Regions from separate parts of the Mus musculus genome. Here all the other regions are linked to region 2. Evidence: chromatin loops called from intact Hi-C (ENCODE). Cell type or tissue: left cerebral cortex. All regions are shown on one strand.

Region 1 (8,000 bases), 1.7 Mb before region 2:
TCATCTTACTTGCAAGTGGCTGCTTGCCCCATTCCTCTTTTCCTGTGTGCTCAACACAGCTTTCTTGTCACCACTGTCAGGGCACTCAGGAACTCACAGGTCAGCCTGTCACATGAATCATTCTGGAAGCTATCATGCTCCTGCAGCATTCTGTGGAAAAAAACAGAAACATTGCCCCCTTCCCCCATATTAAATATCTGAACAGGCTCATGCCATGTGTCAATAAGTGGATCCTTTTCATCTCACCTAGACATAATTCTGTCTAGTTTTAGGATACTATGGAGCATTTAGTAAGTTTTTTGTCATCCAAATTTTAAATTTTTAAAAATAAAAATGTGATTTAAATAATGTGCATGGGGATATAATTCCCCCCTTCTTTGTTTTTTAAGAAGATAGAGTTTTTAAAGTTCCACAATACCATGTCTTTGAGAATTATTAAATTGTTGACAAAACATCTCAAATACTTGACTGTAATAGTCAGTTTTAATATCTGTTTTAATCTGATTTGGAACACCAAGTCTATTTAAAAAATTAACACAGACAGTGACTTTCAGTTGTTTCTCTTGTAGAGCAGTTGTAACTAGAAAACCTGAAAAGGTATTAAATAGTCACATGTGCATATTTTATTTAATTAATTATTTATTTAATCAGAAATAAGAGTATCCATTTTAAATAATTACGTATAAGTCCTCAAAAATTAACACCATTATGTGAAAACAGGTAGAAACTGAAGACATTGAGAACAATTTTTTACAATTTGACATACAGATTTTTTTAAATACTAAAGTATTATCTTAAGCCATTACTATTTTGATGATGTAAAGAACAAGGTTATATGGCCAGTTATTTTTGTGTTCTTATGAGTTGTATATGCATAAACAATTGCAAAATTGCAAATTCATAGTATCTGAAGGATGAACAGTTTGAAGCAATTGTAAACTCTGAGCACACACTCTCTCTCTGTCTCTCTCTCTCTCTCTCTCCATACATATATATATATATATATATATATATATATATATACTATTAATATACAAATTAAAGCTTTATGTTTTAACATTTTAAAACACTGGCTACAGTACACTATTCGATTATCTGTGTTGAAGTAGGAGGCAACTCAAAAGAACAAACATGTGATCTAGTCACATATACTTCTCTCCCATAGAAGTGCTGTTTATAAATATACTAGATGTATTCTTTATGGAATGCTTTGAGGAGAGATCTATGGAATGCCACTAGGCAGGAATCTGACATTGGCCAAGGACAAGGAAACAAGCCTCAATCTTTAGGCTGTAATAGGAAAGCAGGCCAAGGCAGTAACTCCAATCTTGGGGTGGAACAAAAGAAGCAGGCTCCAGGCAAGATCCTGGGTCCGGACAAGGACAAGCCTCTCTGAGGCTGCTCTGAGCTTTGCATTAACTGTAAGTATTTCTTAAACTGTGCATACTGTTACAAATTTTTAATCCTAACCAATAACTTATGAGCCAACAATCTATAACCAAGACATATAAAACATTTATACCTTTAAAACCATTCAGAAACGAAAAGGAAATGGCTGCATACATTTGCTTATTTAAACCAAACAAAAAGCTTAATTTTTCTAGCTGTAATTTCAAGAGCGGAGCACCTTGTCATCTGATGAATCTAATAATCACAAGCACAGAGATTTTTGTAGGAAAAACAGCCATCAGTTCCTTTACCATAGAACTTGAGAAGCTGCTGGTCCCTTTAAGAGCAGCGTTTACAATCAGCTCCTAGCAGGGCTTGATCCCTTTAAGAGCAGTGTTTACAATTCGCTCCTAGCAGGGCTTCTTCAGCCATACTAGCTCATCTCAGATATTCACATAGCTCTAAAAACATACACAAAAACACACAAAACAGAAACCAACAGATCCAGACACATGCGACCCTTTCTCGTGCTCCACAAGCAGGCAAAAGAATTAGATGATTTTGGAAGGGTAAGATTCCACTTCATAAACAGAACTTGGTCCCTCTGACTGATCTCTGGAGATTACCAGATGTCCCTGGCTCTCCCTACTTCCCAGGGCGTCCCCCAGGGTGGCAGTCTGTGGTGACCACAGTCCTGCGGTCCTTATGGCCCGAAAGGACAGCTGCAAATACCAAGCGTGTGTTTCAGAAAACCCCATCATCTACAAACACCAGAGAAACCAAACTCAGGTGGATCCAAACTCAGACTGCGCCATGCTTCAGAAACAAAGGACAAGACACAGACAAACAAACCAACACAATAAGCACACGTCACCGGCCGGCATGCATACATTCCAGAGGGGATCCCCATGCCTCCAAGTCAGTTCTTGGGTGTGAGGGGTGGTCGTGTTTCCCGGTCAATGCATGAAATGAAAGACCCACAACATGAGGGCTCACTCCCCCACGTTCTGACTCAGGAGAGGCGACACCCCAAATCACTCACAAGAAATGGTCTTGCTGCAAACTGCAAGATGACTTTTTATTTTGTTTAAGAGCACTCTTAGGCCCACAGAGGCCATCAGACAAGGAAACTGGTCACTAATTGTAAAGACCTTGTGTGTGCTGAGGACATCTGTGGGATTTCTTCTAGCCATCACCACGAGCAATGGCCTCAAGCAGCAACAGATGTGCAGACTGGAAATAGCAAATGACCGCAGGTGGTGACAAATCCAGACTGCAGGAGGTGGAAGATGCTCATCCATACTCGCAGCCTTAGAAACTCTTTACCAAACCAGTCCTGCCTGTCAGGACTTTAAAGTCCACTTCACTCAATTCACAAGCACCTACAGTACTGGCATTAGAGTCTTGACAGGGTGATAACCAGGCAAAAGAAAAGCTGTTTGTGTATGGCTGCAAGAACAAGTCTTCAAGTTTAAAATATAAAGTGTAAACAATTAGTTTTAAACTATTATTTTTGTTTTGTTATGTTTTACAAATCTACTAGCTTTCATGGAATAGTTAGGATTATGGAAATGGCCTATGAATTTTAATGTGTTTAGGAGACAATTCTTTACAGAATGTTTTGTCAGCCCAATGACGCCCAGTGATCTAACCTACCCTAGGCTGTTTGCTTTTATGCTCTAGCTGCCTTTTCAGGACTGAATGGGCTTTATTTTTATTAATATATTTCTTTTCACTGATATCAATATCTGTAAATAGTACATATAGTGACCAAAGGAAACTTTACAATTCAATCCTCTCAAAACCCTGTAAGTCAGATGATTTTGTTTTGCTCATTTAGATTTTAAAAATGGACCACAAATAGTTACTAGACATATACCATACCTAGAGCCATTATATATATCTTAGAACTAAAAGTTAAATCAAATTATTATTGTTAAAAATTCCATTACTTTATAAGACAGAGCAAAATTCCTCAAGGTTGTAAGGTATCCTGCTGCCCATAGCTTCCTCTGAACTTTTGGTGTTTTAGTATCACATTTTATAAAACTAATTAAGTCAGAAGATGCACATGTAAATGGGTCATAGTCTGCTGTAGTCCAAGATATCCATTAATTGAGTGTACGTTTTTCCTACAAATATTACTGTTTTTTTTTTATCTCATTCAAACAGTTATAGATTGGCCTTGGGAATGGAAAGTAAATGTGTCACTAGACTAGACAGAAAAGAATGTGTGTTGCTTCCAAATGCTGCAGGTGCTTTTGTGACTCTGAACACAAGGTGGCAGCCATTCACCCTTTTAGACTGTCTAAAAGAGGAGAGAGACTTCTTGCTGACTGCATTGAAGAGTTACATTAATTAAACTAATCAAAACACATGACACTTTGGAAAGTTGTAGGTGTCTATGTTAATCACAATTTACTGAAAATGGAGGCTTTTCAGATGAGAACTGAGAGATGCATTAATCTATGGGTATAATGGTAAGTCATTACGAGTCAGTGTGATATTACATTGGTTGAACAGAATGATCTCCTGTGGTCTTTATCCAGTCTAGTCACAGGTTCTCCAATATATAAAGGATTTCATTTTTGTGGGGTGGATATAAATCCAATCAAAAAGTAGTTGGTGCAGATAGTGTGGCCTATGAGCTATAAGGCTCTCAGAAATTAGGATGTCCATACAGGATTTTTCTTTCTTTCTTTCAAATACATTCAGTTTATTCACACAAACTTTCCTGATAAAATTATGCAAGTATAAAGGTTAAACAGACATCTTACCAAGCAGGGAGCACTTGCTTGGACAGAAATGCTGCTGCAGGGTTCCACTGGGGCATATTCTCTAGCAAAGATACTTCAAAAGCTGGCAGGGTCTACCCATGTCTGCCATGAAGTCCTTCAGCTGTGACAGGTCAGAGGCTGGCACTGTTGGACATCCAGAAGATCCACAAGAGTCCTGGGCAGCAGCTATCTCTGACAAGCAGGACTGTGTGAGCCCAGCAACAGTACTGGAAGTTCAACAGTCACTAAGGCCAGGGCCTCAGTCTTTAGTCTTCTTGCTGATGGGTATCAACACAGTGTCTCAGAATATAGCAGTATCATCCTACAGACCATTCCCAAAGTTCCGATTTCTGTTATCATTTCAATGGGTAATAGCATAGCTCTATCAGGGTTCACAGCTCACAGTGACAAACTAGTACATCAAGACTACCTGTGGGTTAGTTCATTAGCATATTATATCAGTCATGGGCTAGGTTCATAGCCAAATTCTCAGTAGCCCACCAAGGCCTTGCTTCTGAGGCCTTGTCAGAGAAGCCTGGTAGTAAGCTTGGGCATCGGAGTATTTCAAGTCACATAACATGGCTTTTTAAGTTACACACACAAAAAAATGGTTTCTAAGTTACACAAAATGGTTTTTAGTTTTGTTCTTAACAGTTGGTTACTCCTATGATATTCATGCCACTATTATACCAGCGGTCATCTTGCCATCATCACTACAGCTCACATTATTCATAGTTGGGTAAATTTGATAATTACTTTCTCCTCCAGTATTGTCTTAGTGAGGGTCCATTGCTGTGAAAAGACACTATGACCATGGCAACTCTTATAAAGGTAAACATTACATTGGGGCTGGCTTACACTTTCAGAGGTTCAGTCCATTACCATCATGACAGGAAGCATGGCAGCATGCAGGCAGACATGATACTGGAGGAGCTAGGAGTTCTATATCCTGATCTGAAGGCAACCAAGAAGAGACAACCTTCCAGGCAGGGAGGTCTCAAAGCCCATTCCCACAGTGGCACTTCCTACAAGGCCACACTTACTCCAACAAGGCCGAACCTCCTAGCATGTAGTTTTTACTACCCTGCTTTAGGTTCTCTTGGATCCATGGATGAAAGACACAAACACATTAGTTCATTTTTAACCTGCCTTATTGGCTCAGTGGCTGAGCTCTTCTAAGCCTACAGTAGCTAGTGTGCCCTTTCCTTTACTCCTAGCTCAACATGTCTGAATCTACCCTCAGCTTAGTTGCTTGGTTCCTTTCCTCCTAGTTCAGCACCTCTAAATCTTCCCTCAGCTTAGTTGCTAGGTTACCTTCTGTGAAGACCATTAATCTTGCTGCCCAAGATGATTTTGGGCTGTCCTTCTGTGGGGTGCTTTCCTTTTCTGCCTACATTTCAGAAGATTTCCCCTAAAATTCTGAGTCTCCCCCAAGAATCTCTATTCTCCTCTTCCTGCCCTCCCCTCCTCCTAGCTTGTGGGAATCTGGAAGTCCCACCTCTTTCTTTCCACCCACCCACTGAATGCTGGCATCTTTATTGACAGATTAAAGACCAATTGGGGGCAAGGTCTTTAAGCATCATTAAATACAGTTCCTGATGAAATCAAAGCATCAGAACCATTCCTCTACACCTGGGCCAAACATATTCAAACCACCACAAGTATTGAGCATAGCACCTGCCAGCACTGTACAAAAGCTAACCAGTGGGGATGAAGGTTTCATATCAGTACCGCCTTGATTTCTTCATGTTCTAGGACTTGAGTATGTGGTGCCTTACTGTTAAGTTCTGGAAGACAATTCCTAGCACTATCAACCACCTATAATAGTTATGGGTCTATGAAGCCTCGGTATGCAACAACTCCAAAAGAGGTAACCCATTGCTGGCACTGAAGTTTTCATTTGCTAGCCTAAGGTGTCTTATAGGGGCATGCATTGTGTTGTCAACTGAGGATCTGAAGTTACCTGGGACAAACCTACAGACACTCCTGTCAGGGATTATTTAGCATCTGAACTAGGCTATAAGGGATTGCATTGATTAAATTAATTGAAGTGGAAAGACCCACATTAAAAATGATCAATACCATTTCTGGGCTTAGGTACACAGGTGTATAAAATGAAAAGATTAATCAGAGCACAGGTTGCAGTCATCCATACTTCCTGCTGAGAATGTTCTATGCCCAGGGTCAGCTGCTTTGAGTTGCCAAGATATACAGCATGTTCAACTCTGAATCAGAACACATGCTTTTTTTCCATAAGTAAATGTTAGAACAGAAATAGTTGAGGTAGAATAAAAGGCATGGCTCTCTTCTCTAAAACTAGAGGGTTGAAGAAGCAGAAATTAAAAGCAAAAACAATAGAGAATGACTCTATCTCATTTGCCAACAGAAGCTATGGACCAGGGCACTTCTGTCATTTGAATGTACATGTCATTCTTGAGATTGTACTTTGCTCAGAGTCCCTGCTTTTCAGAACTCAGCTCTTATTTTCTGATGCCCAGTTCCACACCCGCTCCTGTATAAAGATGAAAATTATTGGGAGAAACAGTTTTCTTGGAGTGAATTCTGCATGAAGCAAAGCAATATGCAGGGGATACACACTGACAGGTAGGAATTTAGGTGATCTATAAACTTCACTTGAAGCCACTTATGAATACTTGCATAACTTCGGTTACTGAGGAAACAAGCAAGACTGTAACATTTGTTCCTCTCATGGGACATCCTTCCAAAAGTTTTCTGCTAAGTGTAAAGAAAACCTGTTTTTCTGGGTATACTTTATTTCACAGAAAGTAAGCACCGCAAAGATCAAAGTATAGGGCAGAAAGAAGATCATGAATTGTATGTAGTTTCTACAATATGCTGAAGTGTAAGAATTGATTTCCTCTAAACCTCAGTGAGAATGTTGAGGCAACCTAATCCACAGATGGGGTTGGGTGGGGGGAGTAGGGTAAAGCTCATATACAAAGAGATCCTGTGGCCTCACACATTGTACATGCCCAGAAAGGCTAGCCAGTCTATTACTGCTTGTGATTGTCTACCAAAAGGAGACACATTGGATTCTGTTTCTGATATCAGCCACTGCTGAAATCCCTTACCCCAAAAAGCTTTTAGAAATCATTACTTGAATTACTATTATATATAATAATTTTTCCAACATTGAGGATCAAACACAAGCATACTGGGTAAAACTCACTCTGACCTAAATTCCTACCCCTTTTTGTTAGTATCTGTTTCTTTACTTTTAGCTGATACAGAGCCTCATTCTGTAGCTCAGGCTGGACTTGACCTTTGGGATTCCCCTCCTCACCCTCCAGGGAGCAGAAATTACAGGCAGACATCACCATAAAAATTTTTTTTAGTTGGGTGAAATTTCTCCCCTTTTTTGAAAATGAATTGTTTTATCATATAATATTTCTTGTTTATAGTCTCTCCTCCTTTTACTACTCCCAGTTCTTCACCATCTTCCCTCCATTCTGGATCCACTCCCTTTCTGTCTCTCATTTAAAAAAGAAAAAGAAAGAAAGAAAGAAAGAAAGAAAGAAAGAAAGAAAGAAAGAGAGAAAGAAAGAAAGAAAGAACAGGCTTCTAAAGGATAACAACAAAGAATAACAAGATACGATATAGTAAGATTAAAACATCAAAGTTAGACAAAAGCAAGCCAACAGAAAGAAAAGAACCCAAGAGAAGGCACAAGAATCACAGACCCACTTATTTGCACACTCAGAAGTCCCGTAAAAATAATAAACTGAAAGCTAAAATATCTACACAGAGGACCTGGAGCAGACCCGTGCAGGCCCTGTGCTTGCTGCTTCAGTTTCTGTGAGCTTATATGAGCTT
Region 2 (8,000 bases):
CTTTTATCAACACTCCAATACTGAAGGTTACCAAAATCAGATCTCCAACTTAGAGGGCTGATATAAAAAACTCCAGAATGAAAACATATTGCTTCCCCTTTATTTCTTCTTATAGAAAAGGATAATGTTTAAGGAAAGTCAAAATATTCTAAAACAAACAATATGCTTCTTAAAACTAACGACACTCATGACTCTCGACCTCCATAGCACATGAGTTTTTGTGCTCTGTGCCCCTGATACCCGTGAGTGCTGGTGGCATTTGCAGTTCCAGAAGGTGGCAGTTTTTGCTTTAAAATTCATTTCCCAGACCTGCATTCACAGTCCTAAGCCTAGTAAAAACTAGAGAACATTTGTTGAACAAGTGTCCGTGCTAAAGTCTACAAGAACTGCAAAGCAAAACATTACATCTCTAGTACCCACTAACTTGCAATCCATGTCCTGCTTTTCTCCAGAACTCAGTTTCATTTGGAGAGTAAAATGAAAGAGTTTAGCCAGTGAGTCTTCAGGTTTTCATTGGCTCTTTTCAGTAGCTGTATCAGCAAACATAGAGGGTGTTGTTCAAGCAGGGCACAAGTAGCTTTCTACTTGTGAATGTCTCTTGCTGGAGAGACACCATAGGGAAATTTTTTGAGGAATGGAATTTCCATTTTTCATGGATTCTGCTGGTCTTGTCCTTAATAAGTAAACATGATTGTGCCTTTTGCACCACACCACGCCTATGCTACACGGGGTTTAAAAATTACAGTTTTTCAAGTTTGAAAGAATAAGGACAAATCAGGTCTACCTTGTGACATAAAAACATTGTTAGAAACAAAGTGTTATGTTGAAAACGTGACAAAGAAACATTTACTCAAACATTTTTAAAAATAAACTAGTTCAGTTTAAGTGAAAGGCCTATTAACCATCAAGGCTTTGGCTCCATCATGTGGCCGTTTGGATTTATTTTACTTTAGTGTTCATAAGATTTTTTGTTTTGTTTTGTTTTGTTTTCAAGATAGGGTTTTTCTATGTGGTCCTGGCTGGCCTGGAACTCTCTCTGTGGAGCAGACTGGTCACCAACACTGAGATCCACCTGCCTCTACCTCCCAATTGCTGGAATTAAAAGCATGTGCCGCCAATATTATTTACGAATTTAAAAGTGCGTGTATCTAAACTTTACAGCATAACATTTTGACCACTGTATATATTATGAAATGATTACTGCAATCAAGGTAGTTAGCATATCCATATGCTAATATCTCTCATAGAGACCCTTGTATATGACAATAAACCTTAAAATTGACAGTTCTGGAGCTGGAGAGACAGCTCAGCAGTTAAGAAGAGTATTTGCTGCTTTTACAAAGAATCCAGGTTCAGTTTCTTTCTTTCTTTCTTTCTTTCTTTCTTTCTTTCTTTCTTTCTTTCTTTCTTTCTTTCTTTTTCTCTTTCTTTCTTTCTTTCTTTCTTTCTTCCTTTCTAAGATTTATTCATTTATCTTACGTATATGAGTACACTGTAGATGTCTTCAGACATACCAGAAGAGGGCATCAAATCGTATTAAAGATGGTTACGAGCCACCATATTATAGTTACTGGGAACTGAATTCAGAACCTCAGGAAAAGCCATCAGTGCTCTTAACCACTGAGCCATCTCTCTAGCCCCGCAAGTTCAGTTTCTAATTCTCAGGTTGGCCACTTCACAACTGCGATCTGGCACCCACTTCTTGATTGACACACATAAACCCACACAGAAACATATAAATAACAAATTATAATTTAAAAGGCTAACACTCTTAAGAACACCATGTGCTGTTGTTACCTCTGTTAACTGTGCAGCACATACGTGTTCAGGAACACACTTATAACAAGCTTTGGACCTTGATAAATCTCTCCACTCTACAACCCTCTTCTTCCTCTTCCTCCTCTCCCTCTTTCTCTCTCTCTCTCCCTCTTTCCCTCTCCCTCTTCTTCTTCTTCACTCCTTCCCTCCCTCCATCTCTCTCTCACCCTTCCCCCTCTCTCATTTTCTATATTCTGCATTTCTGTGTGATCAAACAGTTTGTCTTTCTTTGCCTGGCTCATGCCCCTTAAGCATGAATGTAGTACAACTTTTTAAAACTTATCTCCAACTAGCTTACAAATGAATGAAACTCAGACTGTGGTTGTTTTATTTAACTTTAACAATTACTGGGATAACTCCTAGTCTACTTTTCTAACTGCTGTCCCAGCTACCTCCCCAGCAGTATACTTCAGATACTTGCTGTTTCTCCTGGCCATGTTCTCATGGTCAATCTCTTCTCATGACAGCTCTCTTTTCTCTTATTATTCTTCCTCCTTCTTCTGCTGGTCTCTCTTCTTTTTCCTCTGTCTTCTCCACTCCTAACCAATCCCACCTGCCTCTAATCTCTCCAGCAATTGGCTTTCACTGACCATTATTCAACCAATAGTTTTAAATCCGTGAACAGGGTTTATACAACAAAAGCTTATGAATATGAGAATTCACTCATAGGCCTAGACCTTTGGATACAGAAGTTTCCACTCCACCCACTCCACTAGTCCCTTACCCAAATTCATGACTTTTGGGTTTGTTTCATAACCCGTTTAGTTTTACTAGGGCCATCTGTGTGACTATTGGATTAGAACTCTCCATGATGCCCAAGAGGGTCACCAGTGGGTCCACAACTTAATGTAATGAGCCTCTCCTCACTGAATCTATAAACAGGAAAGAGTTGTCATGATGGTTACCTCACCCCCTATTCTGAGCCACTCCTCCATCCATGCTGGCCCATAATTATGCAGATCCAGTATAAGTATATGTAGTTGCTATGAATTTAACATTGCAATGGTTACTCAGAAGATGAAAATCTATAGCTCTTCTTCCTACCATCTGACTCATACATCCATTCTCTCCTTCTTCCATGGTGTCTCTGAGCTTTGGGGGGGGGTGATTATGAATGTCTTATTTAGGGCTAGACACTCACTCACTCATCTCTCATTTTCAATACTTTGTACAACCATGATTCTCTGTATTCACAGCCCTTCACTGGGAGGAGAAACTTATCTGGCTAAGTCTAGGAGTAACATGTCTATAAATGTATAATTTATATATAAACAAGTATTTAGAAAGCAGTTTAACTCTATGTATGTATTGCCTGGCTAAGCAATAGCATTGTGTTTCCTCTAGGCCTACGACTTCCTCAGCTACATATTTTGACCATACTAAACATGTATTCCCTTGTGGAATGGGCCTCCATTCCAGAGACCAGTTAGGTATCACCATGTGCCACTATTGCACAAAAAGGCATATCTTGCCTGGCTAGGTGGTCTTGTAGTTTAGAATGTTTACAGCTGGGTCAAAGTATTGTTGCCTGTTCTCCTCCAGCAGCTTGCATAGAACCGTCTAGAAACACTCCTCTTTCTAAAGCCCTCCTAAAAAGTTCCACCAGCCGGGGACCAAGAATTAAAGTGCATGAGCACATGAGGACATTTCTCAATCAAACCTCCACATTACAGAAGTACTATTGCCATATTGGTAATTGTTCCTGTCTCTTCCTTCTCAGCCGAGACAAGGTCTTACTTACTCTGTAATGCAGGCTGGCCTGCTACTCACTATGTTGCCCTATGGCTTCTAACTCATGGTAATTTTCCTATCTCAGCTTTTCAAGTATTTCTTTGCCAGTGTGAGGTACCACACCTGGCATTCTCTCTTATTGCTCCTTTATTAAGGTTTGCTTTTATTCATGCCTCTTTACATTATGTAGGTTTTTATTTTTATCATGAGGCTTACATAAAGTATTTTATAGTCATAATAATCTCTGCCAATTGCATCCAAAATTTTGTCTTTTTATTCACTCCAAATGTTCCTAAAATAAGTTTACTTTTTAAATATTATGTATCTATTAATAACTTCTTATAGTTATAATTAACCTTTTAAATGCCTTAAATATTAATGTATTCAAGTAAAATTCTTCTGATAATTTTTTTCTGAAAGGATAATTCAAGAAACTGGAGCCAGATGTGGTTGTATATGCTGTTAATCCCAACATTTAGAAGGCAGAGAGACAAGAGGATGTCTGTTCATTTGAAGCCAGTCTGACTTACATAGTGAGTTCCAGGACCACCAAATCTGTATACAGAGACCCTGGCTCAAAATTACCAAAAGGAGAGAGAGAGAGAGAGAGAGAGAGAGAGAGAGAGAGAGAGAGTTTTCACTAACTTTTTAGTAGAAAATAAGCAACCTTTTTTTTTAAACTGGGAATAGCAGATACCGTATAGAACTCTGTGATAACTGGATGATTATGTATCAGAACTCCCAAAATGAAACTACTATATTTTGTCCTTTCATGCCCCTCATACTATTGTGGCTGAAGCCACTTTAAGGATATACACAAGATATGTCTTCTAGGGATCTTTTAAGGGAGGAAAATTATTTCACTACAGAAGAAACAAAATTAGTTTGGGTGTATGCTGGGAATAGAACTCAGGTCCTCTGCTGAAGGGGCAGACAGTCTTAACCGCTAAGCTGTCTTTCCATCCAACCCTAATTGAGGTTTTCAACCAGCAGCTCTTTCTGAGACAAAAGCATGGGCTGGTACGTTTGACCCCCACTGATTCCTCCTGACAGTTGCCGGGTAGGGTAGCTGCAGCATCTAGGGTAGAGGGTCTCTCCTCAGAACTTCAGATCTCTCTGGATCTGCACAGGAAGTCTAGTCCCCTAGAGCCACCTACTTTCTGTCACCAACCATTCCTGAGGACTGAGCTCAGAACTGTTTTTATTTTTAGTAAATGCCCTTCTCTACAATCTATTTTCCTCATCTGCCATAAAAGGCTTCAGGATAGTTTGTGAACACAAATACCCGAGGGATCTTCTTGCAACCCCATGTAATGTTCATATCCATAATATCCTGTGGTTTGGTTTGGCTTTGTGGAATCAAAAGAGAAAATATTATGCATGGCATTTCTTTGTTTAAAAAAAATCTATTGAACCAGCTCTGGAGAATTCATACCTGCTGAGCTTTAAAGCATAGCACAGCGAGTGATTAAAATCCTGTTGTTTCTGCTGGCTTTGCGTCTTTGTGAGAGTTATTCATCAGAGAAAGGTCTTGCTTTCTGTATTTACAGTGCTTTTCTCCAAAAGTTGGGAAAAATAAAACAAAAACTGGAAAGGAAGCTTAAAAGTTGAAGTAGTCTAGACACAGGGTGGGCTTTATAAGAGCCGGGACTTCGTCTGAAAGTGCACAGTATAAACCCTGCTTCACGTTCATTTACATAATTGGCTGCCCAGCATTTACATAATTGGCTGAACCCGGAGGTCTGCTATCTGGAAGCAGCACTTCCAGTTTTGATCCTTTCAATCCTGTGTTGGGCAGCCCTGGCAGCTGGACCCTCCCTCCCCCACTCTCTCCTGGCACACATCCAGGAGTGTTTGCATAGATCCCAGCTGGTGGCATATTGAACAATTTTACTGGAAGACCACATTTGGCAAGCAGGTGCCATTGGGCACCAGGCATTCTCCACGTGATGAAATCACATCTCCCAGCCTCACACTTCTTGATTAACTGATGAGGCTAAACTTCATTGTTTCTGAGCAAAGGCTTTCTATTCAAATCACGTCTTATGGCAGAAGAAGCTGTCAGGCTCAGAGCAATCACACTGACCAGATCTTTCTTTACAGTAAACTGTGGCAGCTGCCTGGGTTGTATAGAAAGTACACTGTGACACGGGGACTAAATGAATATCTTTGATAGCTGCACTGCCACAATTGATATAAAAAGAATAAATACGCAATTGAGAAAATTATAGGTAGTCAGACTCAATTATTTAATTAGCCTAGCCAATTTGAATGTACTAATCATTTTATACTTAGCATATCTGATTTTATGTCTCTCTTAAATAGTTATTATTCACCTGCTCTAATGTGAATAGGACTTGTCCCCTCTGGAACTCATTTTGAAAAGTTACTGGGGGCATCAGCAATTGAACTCAGGACCTTGCACATGCCAAGCATATGCATCACTACTGAATCCCACGGTCAGCCTCATGTTGACACTTGATTATCAGTTCAAGAGTGTTAGGAGCTGAGCCAGAGGAAGGTTATATGGGTCATCAGAGGGAGCCTTCACGAGTAAACTTATGCATTCTGCTAGAAGGGGAAGTTGCTGCTGGATGCTTGGTATCTCCTCTTGTTCTCACCATCTCTCCAGGCACACACTCACCCTCTTGGTTTTCCATTATCACAAAGCAGCATATGTTCCTGGCTACGTGGGATGTGGGATGTGGTCCCTGGTCATAAAAGACCCAACCTCCCGGACCACACCTAAAACAAACCTATATTTCTTTAAAATTAGAGTCTCAGATGTTTTCTTAAATCAACATAAAATCAACTAACAGTAAATACCTTAAATAACCTTCGATTTTGTACACATTTATTTTCCTGTTTGCTTGCTTGCTTGATTTCTCTTTTTTTCTTTTCCTTCCTTCCTTTCTTCTTTGATTTCCCTCCTTTCCTTTTTTAATTTCTTTTAAGAGACTGTTTCCCTGTGTAACTGCAGGTGGTCAAGAACTTTCTGTATAGATTACTGCCTGCCTCTACCTCGAAAATGCTAGATCAAAGGCATGGTCCCTGCCTGACTATACACTAGTCTTCTACGTTTGTTTGTTTGTTTGGTTGGTTGGTTGGTTGGTTGGTTTTGGTTTTTGAGACAGGGTTTCTCTGTATAGCCCTGGCTGTCCTGGAACTCTTAGCCAAATGATGTAATGCATACAGACATAAATATATCCACATGTACACATACATATATCTCTCTATATATGTGCACATGTGCATACATGCACACATGTACATATACAGATATATACACACATGTACACTAACACAGTCACATATGTCCACCAGTTCACTGGTGAGCTCTTGCTGGCCACTGAACCTTCCCAGTAGATCTGTACATTAGGTTTGTGCTGATTGAAATGTCTGGTACCACCAGGGTTCTTTTGAGTCTCTAAGCAGCTATGTTTACCCCTGGGGGATTCTGGCGTTCCCTCTAGCTATGGTTTCCTCTCAGTGCACTCAGTGCACTAGGGGATTTGCACCTAGGTTCCTCCTTTCCATCTGCACTTTAAGTCCTTCTAGTACTGTGTGATACAAGATTCTCCTTAAACAGCTGCTATGTTACAAACTCTATACAGCTTAGACCTCGTGCACGCAGGGACAACGGACTTGCACTTGCTTCAAACTGCAGAGCAACTCCTGGGAATTAAGGGGTAGATGGGTTCATGTCTTCAAATACTTCTGAATCTATTTGTTCTTAGAATCTATTTTGTTCTCTCAAGGGGAGATATGGATAGAAAACATTAGTGCCAATCACTCTACAAGGTTGGGAATTAGTTGTAAATTTAAAGAAAAATTGTGTCAAATAATTCAGTCGTGTTTAATTTATAGACACTAATTGTCTCATTTTAAGATCGAAGATTATCTTAAAGTCTAAAGCGAACCAAACTTCTATTGTTTTATGTAAATGTTAATATGGATCCATGGCTGTAGGGCCAGAATAATGTGGTCAGAGACAACAGAAAAACTAGGAACTGGTAAGGAAGAGTTTTAGTAGCTACTGAAAACAAGATTCAGCCCCATGACCCTAAAGTCAGGGAGAATAATTTTATCAAAGTCAGAAACTCATGCACACAGTGTTTGGAAGGGCTGAAGAGTCTGGTATGAGTACAAGTAAACTGGCAGTCATCCCAGATGACTTATAAGTACGTTCACATACCTCACATCTCAAAACATAAAACAGTAAAAAAAAAAAAAATTCTTTAGTGTCCTCTCTTCTCGGTAACTTAAAATTTTTATGTGATGCCTGTAAAATGAAAACCTAGTTACTCATTTTGTTTATTATTACTAATGCTTTCAGACATAAAATCAAAGTGAAGATAAATCCAAAAGACTAAGTCAAGAAGCAGATGCAGAAATTATCTGGTAGATGCTGCTTGTCTTATCCTCTGACTGTCATAATGATGCACGGTGTC
Region 3 (8,000 bases), 180 kb after region 2:
CTCTTATAGGTGACCTTCTGTCAGGCTTTGCTGTTTTATAGGCGTTTCTCAAATTCTTGATGGGATATTCTATGATTCTGTAGCCCCTACATTCTGAATATTTGTAAAAACAGAATCATAGTTTTAGATGTAGCTTGGCCATTTTGGACCACAGCTGTAGTGGCCTTTGAGTTCCTAGACAGCTAAGCCTGCGAAACACTTTCTAGAGGGCCCAAGTAAGCACAGCATGCTGGAGCCTGTGATGGGTGGAGTTTTTTGTTTGTTTGTTTTTGTTTTTGTTTTTTTGTTTTGTTTTGTTTTTTGAGACAGGGTTTCTCTGTATAGCCCTGGCTGTCCTGGGACTCACTTTGTAGATGAGGCTGGCCTCGAACTCAGAAATCCGCCTGTCTCTGCCTCCCAAGTGCTGGGACTAAAGGCATGCACCACCGCCCAGCTGATGGGTAGAGTTTTGCCAACAATTGTTATCGTCCTGGTGTGTAAATTGCTTAGTTTCATTTAACACTTCTAATCTCTCTTCTTAACTCTTATGAGCTCTTGGTTTTGCTAATGCTCCTTTTCTGGACAAATCACATTTTTTTCCTCCTTTGAAAGGCTGGCTAATATTAATTTGCTAGCAACAACCATGCCACATCCCAAATATTTCTGCCTTTTTGAAAATTGCTCTGCTAAATTATTAGTCCATTAAATTAAGCCTCCTTCAGATTTTCAGAATGTAGCGTGTAATTATTAAAAAAATAAATTCCATGCTAATGCCGTCTTCACAGTCTCCCCTCCCCAATTGGGAGCTGCAAGCCGAGGTTTTCCCAGGCTTCTGAGGCTAGCCTACCTCTGAACCCCTTGAATTTCCCATTTCCAAGTCATCTATCCCCTGTGGCTAGCTGTCACAAATCCCAGTAATCCAGTAAATGAAAACCCTAGAGGCTTGTAATTTATCATTCTGATTTATAACAGTAACTCTTAAAACCCCAAAATACCCACATAAAGAACTCAAAACTCAATTGATATAAATACATGCTACACACTTAGTAGATGGGGCAAATGTACCCTATGTCACTCAGTTGTCCTGCTATGGTATCCATTACTATCTGTGGCTCTTTAGGCCACTTAGATCTGGTTCATCTTCTTTAGGTTCCATCTTGTCTCCATCTTCCTCCTCTCTGTCTCTCTGTCCCCTCTCTAAAACTTTCAGCTCCACCTTCCCTTCCACTGCCCAATTACAGGCTCAAGCCTTATCTGACTAATTAAGATTTCACCTGACTACACCTGAATATGGGCACTCCTGAGGGAGCATAACAAACAAGCAGCAGTCTACAACACCAGGATGCTGCAAAATATGCAGAAATTCTTTGCCAGTTGTAACAGGAATGGTTACAATTTCCAACAGAGTCCTTGTTTGCACCTGAAACTTTGGTTTCAGACTTCACTGTCTACTTTTCTATTATCATTCTGATCTTTTTGAACTTCTACTTGAAGTATCCATTAAGCTCTGCTTATAGCATTTTGGGATTTCTCTAGTTTACATAGCAAACCTCTTGCAATTTGCTCCCATAAATCAGCTCAACAAGACTAAGCCAGATTCAGGTTTAAACACAGCAGTGACTGTGCTTCTCTGGTTCCAGTTTCAGAGTGAGTTACTTTTGCATTGCTGTGACCAAAATACCTGACAGAAACGGCTTCACGGAGGAGATTTACTTTGGTTCACGGTTTTAAGAAATTTCAGTCTTTTATAGCAGGGAGGCGCACAGAGTATGTGACAGAATCATTCTCAGGGCTGAGGTTAGTACCAATAAGTGTAGCCTTTAGTGGCCTGCTTCTACTGACCTGTTTATGCAGGCTAGTACCCACCTCCTCAAGGTTCTACATCCTCCCAATATAATACTAGTAGCTTGAGAACTGTCATTTGAAACATGAGCCTGTGTGAGATAATTGCACACTTAAACCATAAAAAACATTTGTGTATTTTGTTGATTTTAAAAAACAAAAAACCACAACTCTTGCTTTCATTGACTTTAAGCATCTAAAAAAAATCTTTCCTCTGAGATGTCAAAATGACATGATTTATTGTACATATGTTACACTTGGCTGCAACTGAGGACAAACCTAGTTTAAGTTGCCTCAGGTCCAGGTAGAACGAACAGGGACCATTTTGGTTACAAATGAGGCAAGTCTCTCAGAAGTGGTCTTGGTGATTAGATGGTAATGAAGTCCTAGATAAAGTATGATAGGTAGCATACAGTCTAACTACTTGTATGAACACTTCAGTCACTGGCATTCCTCATTTCTGCTCCTACAGCCATCATGTGTACACTCTACATGACTAGTTACTTGGCCTTTGGTTGATCTTTCTCCTCTGGAATTTTAGGCAGTGTATTAATTGTATATAGTGTATATTATTTGATGACTCTTTTTTTTTTTTTTTTTTAGTAAGCATTCTCTTTTCCAATTTATTCTCATGCCAAAGGAACTTCTGTAAGGGAGGCAACAGTAAGGCTGAGGGACTTGAATCTTAATAGACTCCTGTCTATTAATTTTAGATTTAGTTCTATGCATAGTTTCTTAATGTATGCTATTGGTTCAGCATCTTCATTTTAAAAATTTAAATGTGGTACCACTTTGTCTTGATCCTGTAAGTTTTGACGTCTTTTTTTTTTTTTTTTGCTTTTATTTATCCCCATATATTTCCTAAGTTATTTTATGATTTCTTCTTTGATTCTTAAATAGTTTACAAAAAACGTTTTAGTCTGTATCTGTGCAGTAACTGATGGGAAACTAATAGAACTCCTTAGTATATGAGAATTGTTTTCTTGTATTGCTGTCAGGATTCTCTCCCTCGTGACTTTTTTTTTTATGAGATTGGGAATTGAACTCATTGCCCCCTGGATGGGCCTATGGCTTATCCATGGCGTTGGCAGTTTGATTATGTATCTTAGTACAGGTTCCTTAGGTTTGTGCTTGCTTGACTGTGAACTTCTTAAATTTGTCAATTTCTCTCCTCATATTTGGAAAGTTCTTCCTATTTTTATCTTCTCCTTTAGACATTGTGTAACATTCTGTTTGACTGATGATAGCCTGTGAGTCAAGTTCTTTTAATTTTTCTTAATTCTTTCTTTGGTGGTTCCTTTGTCATTGTCATTTCTTTCTTCATAGTTACTATTTTTTCTTGTGATTGGCCAAGTTGAGTCTTCATATATTTTAAGTTATTCTTCAGTTTTAGTAACAATGTTTGAGTCTTTTCATTTATTTTCTGTTTATCTCATTTTGTTTACTATTTTGCTGATTTTCTGGTTTTGTTGTGTATCTGGACAGTTCCCTGAGCTGCTTCTTACCTCCATCTCTCCCTTTCCTTTATCTTCTTGTTACCATTATTTTTTCCTTTTCTCTTTCTCTCCTGTCTTCTCCTGTCCCCTCCCCTCCTTTCCCTCCACTCTTCTCCCCTCCCCTCAACATCTTCTCTAAGCCTAGTCTAAACTTTATTTATAGCAGTCCTTCTGCCTTAATTTCTCAAGTTCTAGGATTACAGATGGGAGCACCCACAGCCCATGGAGATTTAAGTCTATCCCTTGGAAGGTTTTGTGTGTGTGTGTGTGTGTGTGTGTGTGTGTGTGTGTGTGTGTGCTTCCCCTTTTATTTATTTGTGTTGCTTTCTCTCAGGGTTAGCTCTTCTTAACAGTCTGGTTCTAGTCTGGGTGGTTTCTGCAGCTAGTTAGTCCATTCAGAGAGTCACGAGACTTTGCAAGCCATTTCTAGGGGTGTAGCGTCTCTGGGCTTGTTCATGGAAGAGCATTGTCTGTATCTTTATTTAGGGAACAGTCTGGGCAACTCCTCTGCCCTACTGTGTCCTCTCACACACACTGTAATAAGCCATGGTACTAGAGCTCCACCTAATGTCTATCCTTAGAACTACAGACTCTGGGTGCTGGACTAAATCATTTTGATTTCCTTTGTTCTCAGTTCAGCTACTGTTGCCAGTGCTAGATTCAAGAAAGACAGCAAACAGTCCCTGTGGTAGCACTTCTACTTTCCCTTTGAAGGGAAAACTCTGGGAAAGAAGTTGCATTTCCTCCCGTCCTGCCTTGCAGAGAGGGCTCCTGGGCGTGGATGTGGTTTTGTATTTTTCACTCAAGAGACAGGACCTCTTAAGCAGTCTCTGGATTTCTTACAAGGACGAGTGATTCATTTATTACAGTTTAGTCTGTGTTTCAGTAGGGAAGGGGGTTTGGGGTTTCCTAAACTTCAGTCTTGTTGACATTAAACTATGTGTTCTGATTTTTAAGGTTTAATTCTTTGAACTTGATAGGTTAGATTCTCACCTCTTTTTCTCTTATATCCATTTGGGAGTAGATAGAAGGTAGGGTGGTGGTGGTGGCAACCATTTGTTAAGAAGGTGCAGGAATGTGGTTAACTTGTTGAAAATGTTTTGAGATGCTGTCCATCTCCAGTTATCAGTGCAGTTTAGCAAAAACTCCTAAGGCAAATTTCAAAATCTAAATTATGTAGACACTGACTTCAGGTTGACTTAATATTGAAAATATTTTCATTTTGATGTATGTTTTAGAGTTATAAACTTGATGAGAAAGTTTTTTTTCCCTATGTGCTTGTTATAGGTTTGCAACCTTTATGCCAATAGTCACATGCATTGAGACGCCTTTCTAAGTTATTGATAGAAAATTACCTTCCTTTGAATTAATATGTCTCACATTTTAAAGTAATTAGAGAATGATTTTAGTGATTATGATCTTTGTGCTAACTATTCTGAGGACCTGTATAGGTTATTACTTCTCTCTTTGCTGTGATAAAATACCTGAGAACAAAGCTTGAAGAGGACAGAGATTAGAGTGGAGGGTCCAGTTCATTTGATTACAACAGACAATAATTACCTTGTAAACAATGGACCACCAAAATGGTAGCTGCAGCTACATGAAAATGTTCCCAGTTGGGAGATGTTAGTTAAATCCAGGACAAAATGGGGGTAACTCTGGGCAGTTCAGAGGGGAAGACAGGTGTGAGAGTGGCTCTAACTGTGGGACCAGGCCATACTGCAAGCTGATTGATCATATTACATGTGCATTCAGGAAGCATAGTGCTGGTGATGTCCTTGTTTTCTCCTAGTGTATTTACTTTACATAAGCTGCTCACAGTCAGGGTAGCTTTTTTCCATTTTTGTTAAACTGTTCTTGAAACATCCTCACAGATACATCCACAAATTTTGTCTTCTAGGTTATTCTACATTTCATTAGATTGACAATCCCATCACAGTATGCATTTTACAAATAGTTTATTGCTATAAACATCGTAAGCCGGGCGTGGTAGTGCACGCCTTTAATTCTAACACTGGGGAGGCAGAGGCAGAGGCAGGCAGATTTCTGAGTTCAAGGTCAGCCTGGTATACAAAGTGAGTTCCAGGACAGCCAGGGCTATACAGAGAAACCATGTCTCAAAAACCAAAAAAAAAAAAAAAAAAAAAACCAAAAAAACAACCCCCCCCCAAAAAAAACAAAAACCAAACAAACAAACAAACAAAAAAACCATTGTAATAGTTCATCTTTTTGGCCATTTAGTTTATCATCAAACTCTTGACAGAAATAGAGTATGGAAACCTTATGGAATTATTTTCTTTTGTACAAAGCTATTTTTAAGTGAATTAGCACTATTAATAGATAAGTATATAAATGAAAGAAAATATGACTATAGCAAAATTCAGTAAAATTAGTATTTTAAACATTATTAAGTGCCTATATATATATATATAAATAAATTCATGACCTTAAGAAATTACAGTTAATATTTGAATTCCCTAAGGTTTTTCTGTTACAAGTCCTATTTTGGTATGTTTGTTTAGATTACTCAAAAGGCATAGATTTTTATTTTGCAACATATATAGTGACATTTTAAAGATTTAATTTATGACATGATATTATGTTTATATTAAGAAACTGAAAATAGGCCATCCTAATTTCCTTTATTAATAAGATGCCATATTAGTCAGCATTCCCCAAAGCTGACTAATCTAAGAAGGAAATGCTCTGTTGCTGTGAAGAAAAGGGGGAGTCTTTAGACTTAGAAGTTTGGTTTGGTTCTCAGATGTTGTAGAAATAGTTACCATTACTTAGCTCTATATCATTGGAACTGGCAGAGGAATGAATCTATAGATGCTTTAGTATTAGGTCAACCTCAACTGAAACTGGCATGATCTACTAAGATGAGCAACCTGAGCACTTTCTAACCATGATAATCTTGGCCATATTGTATTTATTAACTACATCGACTATTTTGTGTGACCCTCAGAGCCATTCAGTTTTTATTCTGATTCTGTAACCTGACAGCAACGTGAATCCTTTGGGAAGTTTTGGGGAACACAAAACATTACCTTGATATCTTAGAGAGCTGGGACCTGCTCTACTAATTCTGATCAGTATAAGGTTGTCTAAGTGCTAGTGATAGGTAACATTAGTAAGACTGAAAGATGGATCCCAGGTCATGTCTCCATATACATTTTTGTTTGCCCCTTGGTTTAGGATATTTAAATTTAATTTAGATGATTTTTCTAACAGAACAATGCTACAAAAAAGGAAGAGTTGGAGACAGCAAACAAAAATGACTCTACTAAGAAGTTGTCTGTTGAGAGAGTGTACCAGAAGAAGACCCAACTGGAGCACATTCTCCTTCGTCCTGATACATACATTGGATCAGTGGAGCCACTGACACAGGTAATTACTTGCTAAAATTGATTGAGATTAGAGGATATGCATATCTTCTTTTTAAATATTTTAATAAAGGCATGGTTATGTAGTTTGTAAGTCTGCGACTTTATGTCTGTTTATGATCATGATTAAGAAGGACAGAGGAGCTAAGACAATGCGCGAGACTCTGGGCCTGAAACTCACAAACAAGAAAACCAAACAAACCTAACCAAGATGAACCCTGAGAGAGACCTAGGAGAACTGGAAATCTGTTCATTGCTTATGGAGATAAGGACATCAGAATATAAAAGTGTAGAATAAAATGGTGCCATAAGAATTGGTTAAAAGTTTAACATAGTGTGTGCTGTGGTTTACTTCAATAGTGATACCTTCTAGAGCTGATTTATTTATGTTTACTGTGGCTTTGGCTTACATATATTATTCTGCTTGATTTAACATTTTTGGGAAGTCCAAAGTTAGACTTTTATTGTTTTACTCTGCTATATTTTTCTATAGAATATAGATAAATTTTGAAGTGAAAGTAGAAAGTAAATAAATGTTCTTCATTATTTTAAACATTATGTAGGTATTATTTCTAGGGATCCATAGTTGTTGACAGAGAACAGAAATTTCTAGGCCTTAAGAATTTGATTTGGGGTTCCCATCTGCTGTAGAATGGTTAGAATTAGGACTCTTAACTCTTTATGAAACGAGCAGAGAAACTGAAGTTAGAGGTGTTTTGTTGGACACTGGGGATTGAGCCCAGCGCCTTATACTTGGCTCAGCACAAACTGTTACTGAGTTACAGACTTATATTACAGCTGACCTACATGTGAATAAAATACAAGCAATGCAACTTGAACAACTTTTCAATTTTAGTTATTTAAGTTTATTGTGAGACTACAGGACTTGACTTCAGGTTTACTTTGAATGCCTGTTTTAAATAGAGTAACTGACAATATGGATTTTTAGTTTTCTTTGTTTGTATTTGATTTTGTTTTGTTTTACTGGTTTTTTTTTTGTTGTTGTTGTTTTGTTTTGTTTTTGAGACTGGGTTTTACTTTGTAGTTCTGACTAGCATTGATTTGCATGTAGCCCAGATTAGCATCAAATTGTGGTAGTTGTCTTTCCTCAGCTTTCTCTGAGTGTTGAGATTATAGATGTGTATCAACGTAACTTGTTGAGTGTGTGGGTTTATGGTATATAAACTTGGAGTTAAGAATTTGTGGTGTAATAAAACTGTTTTGAATCATTCTCCTGACACAGCTAATGTGGGTGTATGATGAAGATGTAGGGATGAACTGCAGGGAGGTCACCTTT

What was found. Hi-C counts contacts between places; a loop is a spot of excess contacts. Peaks named below come from ENCODE experiments on the same cell type or tissue, not always from the same donor. Only the 100,000 strongest peaks of a DNase experiment are listed, where the experiment ranks them.
Region 1: it touches region 2 in a loop (4-fold over the local background); 3 of 42 quality-filtered maps call a loop at or near these places.
Region 3: it touches region 2 in a loop (5-fold over the local background); 4 of 42 quality-filtered maps call a loop at or near these places.

Annotation. Positions count from the first base shown.
Region 1 is chr14:14,478,370-14,486,369 of GRCm38, forward strand. No RefSeq gene overlaps it. Among named protein-coding and RNA genes, the nearest start is that of Il3ra, 140 kb to the left of the region's middle. In left cerebral cortex, a CTCF peak has its summit at 3,661 (motif pointing right); a DNase peak (open chromatin) is centred at 3,668.
Region 2 is chr14:16,195,798-16,203,797 of GRCm38, forward strand. No RefSeq gene overlaps it. Among named protein-coding and RNA genes, the nearest start is that of Oxsm, 44 kb to the right of the region's middle. In left cerebral cortex, a CTCF peak has its summit at 921 (motif pointing left); DNase peaks (open chromatin) are centred at 922, 4,798 and 5,370.
Region 3 is chr14:16,376,511-16,384,510 of GRCm38, forward strand. It overlaps Top2b (topoisomerase (DNA) II beta), which reads left to right. Exons shown (of 36, transcript NM_009409.2): 2 at 6,552-6,707; 3 at 7,947-8,000. Among named protein-coding and RNA genes, the nearest start is that of Top2b, 15 kb to the left of the region's middle. In left cerebral cortex, a CTCF peak has its summit at 3,891; a DNase peak (open chromatin) is centred at 3,888.